Regions from separate parts of the Homo sapiens genome. Here region 1 is linked to region 2. The links are chromatin loops, found by intact Hi-C in ENCODE. Cell type or tissue: IMR-90. All regions are shown on one strand.

The links. Hi-C counts contacts between places; a loop is a spot of excess contacts. Peaks named below come from ENCODE experiments on the same cell type or tissue, not always from the same donor. Only the 100,000 strongest peaks of a DNase experiment are listed, where the experiment ranks them.
Region 1: it touches region 2 in a loop (2.1-fold over the local background); 2 of 110 quality-filtered maps call a loop at or near these places.

What each region holds. Positions count from the first base shown.
Region 1 is chr12:58,887,119-58,889,618 of GRCh38, forward strand. LRIG3 (leucine rich repeats and immunoglobulin like domains 3) reads right to left here. Exons shown (of 19, transcript NM_153377.5): 6 at 1,701-1,844; 7 at 1,211-1,354; 8 at 671-814. Among named protein-coding and RNA genes, the nearest start is that of LRIG3, 32 kb to the right of the region's middle. RefSeq lists an enhancer at 429-1,628. In IMR-90, no CTCF peak of the experiment used is centred here; a DNase peak (open chromatin) is centred at 1,243.
Region 2 is chr12:58,415,041-58,417,540 of GRCh38, forward strand. No RefSeq gene overlaps it. Among named protein-coding and RNA genes, the nearest start is that of LINC02403, 330 kb to the left of the region's middle. In IMR-90, a CTCF peak has its summit at 1,362 (motif pointing right); a DNase peak (open chromatin) is centred at 1,411; H3K27ac peaks cover 904 bases.

The sequences.
Region 1 (2,500 bases), 470 kb after region 2:
CCTATTAATTCCTCTATCAAAATGACTACATTCTGAATGATCCGAACAGTCTGAAAAATACATTAAACTTTAAAACCACTCTTCCAACCACGCATGCAGAAGTTCGCCAAAGCATACAGTATGTCTTTCAATTACGTAATGCTTCAAATAGCGAACAGAGCAAAAGTTTCTGACAGAGCAAAAATCAAAAGCCCATTGCACAACCTTAAATTACCATTTGAGAAATTTTTCAAAGGTCAATTAATTTAACTCCCTTTTCTTTCTCTTAGGACAGAGATCAGGTTGAGGATATAACTGGCATGATAAACAGTATCTTCCTTGCCCTTTGTAGACCTTTTTGCTCTAAGTAATTTTTAATCTGTATTTTACAAAGAAAAACTTAGTGGACTTAAAATTGTTTCCCTCTTAAGCAGTTACCAATTTCCTGGAGATCCTGAGAAGGTTCACTGTAATCACCAAAACAAACTGATCACTGTCCTTTTTAATCCCTATACGAAACACATATGGATGAAATGGATCCATTGTAATCAAACTGATCTGGGAAAGATTAAGATACTACTTCTGAGGCTGTATGCATTTCCTTGACAACAAAGGAAATCTGCTAGGAGAAAAGTGGGCATATTTAGGAACCAATTACGTTCGAGTACTGACAGCAAAACGTGTAACTTACAAAGTCTTTAAACTGGAAAGCCCCCGGAAGGCACAATCAGCAATGTAGCTGACTCTGTTGTTCCCAATGTGCAGTGTATTTAGTAAGCTTAGGCCAAGGAAGCTTGAATCATCTAACCTTGATAAGTGATTGAAAGTTAGGTCCCTGTAAAGAAAAAAGAGAAAAGCAATAGCTTTTATTTTTCAATTCAACACAATGATTTGTTTTCCAAAAGACAGGTACTGTATGAGCTACACTAATCCTTATTTTTAAATTCTGCCTTAATAATATCCAAGTAAATATTTCTAATATCAGTAATTAAAAAAATACGTTCTCTTTACTTGAAAATAACCATCATTGCTTTTGCCAACGTGACATAGAACTGCAACAGTAGAACTGGCTTCAACTTATCACAACAAAAATAAGACTAGGTTGCATGTGAAAAAAGCTGTCACCTTGGAAACTTTGTTATGAAAATTTCACAGATCAGTGGTAAGAAGCTCATGCCCTGGCATGATCCCTGCTCTCAAACCTGAGGAGAATAAATAAAAGGCAACTCACAGCTCACTGAGCTTCTGGCAGAACTCCCAGGCATCAGGGCTGATCCTGTTGATGGCATTTTGGCTGAGATGAAGTTCCTGCAGCATCAGCAAGCCGTAAAGCCAGCCTTTGGTAATCTCTGTTAGGTTGTTATGGTCCAGCTGCCTACATTTACAGTAAGAATCAAAAGCAGGATCAAAACTTCATTATCTAGTCTCTTCAAAGGGGACATATGATTACAACCTATTACAGATTCCTATTGTTATTAGATGTTTAGCTTTTGTTATATGAAGACGTCAGCAAAAAAATACTATATAGTTTATACTATACTAAATTTAGGTACTTATAAATTATCGATCACATTACCTGAATCAAAACTGAATACTGACTTATAAATAAGATTGTGGATGATGAGATTTTAACATAGGATTTCACATAAGACCTGCTGAATGTACACTGAGCATTCTATGATCATACTACCTCAGTAGGAACTGTGATAACCCACACTTACAAAATTTCCATGTTGCTCAGCCCCCAAAAAGCTCCATCCATAAGTTTCGTTACTCCATTTCTTTGCATTTTCAGAGACTTCAGAGCACCAAGGCCTTGGAATGTCAGTCCATCTACATTTTTAATCTTGTTTCGGTTCAATTCGCTGCATTGAGTATTACAAGAGTTAGCTTATATGACAATTAAATTCTGGAGGTAGTAATAAAATGTGTCATTACTACAATATAGTTCAACCAGTCAGTGTTCAATTACATACAGTGTTTTCAGTTTCTAAACATTTTTATTGCAAAGAATTTCAATTTGTTAAGCAGGCAGTGAATTTCCTACTGAAATGTGTCATGTGTTTTTGGAATAATAAAATACTGAAACTAGACTGCACTTTAATTTCTAAAGTCTTGTCCACTCAGTATAGACACAAACAAATTAAGATTTGTTTTTAAACAATCCAGAATGAGATTATTAAATGTTACACTAAAACATGAGGTCTATCAAGGAGCTGGGCCTCAAGTTTATCCTGTACAATCTGTTTACAAGTTGGTTACTATCTTTCACCCTTCTTTTTAGGTTTAATGCTTTCTCTTTAAGGCAGTAGTTCTCAGCCTTGGTTGCACACTGGACGCAACCTGGGAGTTTTAAAAATTTCTGAAGCCTGGATCTTACCCTTAGAGGTCCTAATATAATTGGTCTAAGGTGTGGCCTGGGCAGTGAGATTTTTTAAAAGCTCCCCAAGTGTTTGTAATGTGCAGCCAAAGTTGCCCTATTGCAGGAGTCTGTTCACAGATCGCTCTACCATTATTAACA
Region 2 (2,500 bases):
GAAAATATTCCAAAACCCCTTGCAACTGAACAGAAAATACAGGAGATGAGGAAACCTTGAACCAAAGTGAACTAGTAGAAGGGAACTTTTAGTTATGAAGACGGTATGTCTTTCATCTAAATTCAGGATAATACTTCACTGAAAAAGCAATTGTGCAGTTTCAGAATCTGGTAGGTAAAAATGATACTAAAGAAAAAAATCTACTTAAAGAAAACTTGTATTGTGTTCCTACTATATAAAAGGCATAATGTTAGCTGCTTAAGTTTTATTGACTTATGTATTTGTTCACCAAATTTTTAATGAGTGCCTACTGTATACCAGGCATATGATAGAGTCCCCAGGCTCTGGCAGATACACTAGTGAACAAAACAGACAAAAATATCTGCCATTATGGAGCTTACTTTCTAAGCAGGTTGAAAGACTATAAGCAAACGTATTAAAATAATGCCAGAGTGTGATAAATGTCATGAATAACGACAGCTAGCACTTATTGATCACTTCCATATGCCAGGAACTAGTCTATTTTGCATATATTTATCCATTTAATCCTTCTAATAACCCTATGGGACAGGAATTATCATCATCACTATTTTTTGATAAGGAAACTGAGACCCAGGGAGATTAAGAACTATACAAAATGTTTGTCCCTTGGGAATTCCTATGTGAGGAGATAAACAATGATGCCATTCAGTTGGTAAATACTGTAGGCAAAATGTCCCAGATATGCTGGGGGACAAAATAAAGCAGGGTCAGCTCTGCTTGGGGGAAGTTGTAAAGAGGAGGTGGATGCAGCTAAACCCTAGAGGAAGAGTGGGTATTGTCAGGGAGACAAAGGAGGGGTGAGAGTAAGTGTTCCAATTAGAGGGCATGCCTGTGCAAACTGTGCTAAGACACAGTTCCATGTGGGAAGATGCTAGAGACCCAGGAAGCAGCCAGACTGTGGAGTGTGCTGTGCCTAAGACATCTGACTGTCAGGAAAACTCAGACTGTACAAAAGTGAGGAGAGACAGATCCAACCATTTTCCTACCAGATTAGTAGAGAGTTCTAACTGAAAGGTAGTCATTTCCTTCTAAGAAACAGCTTTTTCAAGTAAGGCTTCTGAAAATGAACTCTCTAACAAGGCTAGGAGAGATAGAAGGCAGACCCAGTGGGTTACTTGGGTCAGAAGACTCAGCAGGGTCAGATAGGCAGAAGCTGAGGTTGTCGGGGTAGAATTGCTACCTCTGAGGACATCAGATGCTGTCAGTGGGGAAACTGCTTGTTAGGTGAAGACTCAGCATGCATAAATATTTTGAATGTTACATCAGATGGTTATATTTTAAAAGTCTTTAAATGAATGTGGCTTACAAAGTTTTAACAGAAGGGGGCACTTTGGACATGGGAAAGATGCCCAGAAAGGAATCAAAGGCTGATGGTTCTGGGAGTCCCAGGGAAAAAGTCTGCCTAACCCGACTTGCTCACAGAGCAACTCTGCAGCTTTGGACAGGACCTCTCTGTGGTTTAAGACATAGATAAATCAGGCACTGTGGCTTATGACTGTGATCCCAGTAACTCCAGAGGATGAGGAGGGAGGATAGCTTGAGAGCAGGAGTTTGAAATCAGCCTGGGCAACATAGCAAGATCCTGTATCTACAACAAATTAAAAAACAATTAGTTGGGTGTGGTGGCATGCGTCTGTAATTCTAGCTACTTGGGAGGCTGAGGCAGGAGGATCACTTGAGCCCAGGAGTTCAAGGCTGCAGTAAGCTATGATCATGCCGAGGCAACAGAGCAACACCCTGTCTCTAAAAAAATATTAAACAACAAAAAAACATAGATAATAACAATACTGAACTCACTGAGCTGTCCTGATGGTTAAATATAAAAGCACTTTGTAAACTATTCAGAACCTTATTACATCATCCCATCTAGGGACAAAAGTAACTGACAGAACTAGTGAAGGCTGCTACATTAAATTTACCATGGTAGGCTAAATAATGGTTCCCAAAGATATCCATGTCCTAAACCCCAGAACTTAGGAATAATGGCAACAGGGTGAATATTACCTTACACGGCAAAATATGTGATTACATTAAGGATTTTGGAAGAGGGAAACTATCCTGGATTATCCATGTGGGCCCTAAAGTAATCACATGTCCTTTTAAGAGGGAGGCAGAGCTGGGTGTGGTGATGCACACCTGTAATCCCAGCACTTTGGGAGGCTGAGGTGGGTGGATCACCTGAGGTCAGAAGTTGGAGGTGAGCCTGGCTAACATGGTGAAACCCCATCTCTACTAAAAATACAAAAATTAGCTGGGTGTAGTGGTGTGTGCCTGTAATCCCAGCTACCCAGGAGGCTGAGGCAGGAGAATCTCTGGAACCCGGGAAGTGGAGGTTGCAGTGGGCCAGGATTACACCACTGCACTCCAGCCTGGGTGACAGAGCAATACTCTATTTCAAAAAAAAAATGGTAGGGAGGCAGTGGGAGATTTGAGGGAGATTTGATATGAAGGAGAAGGT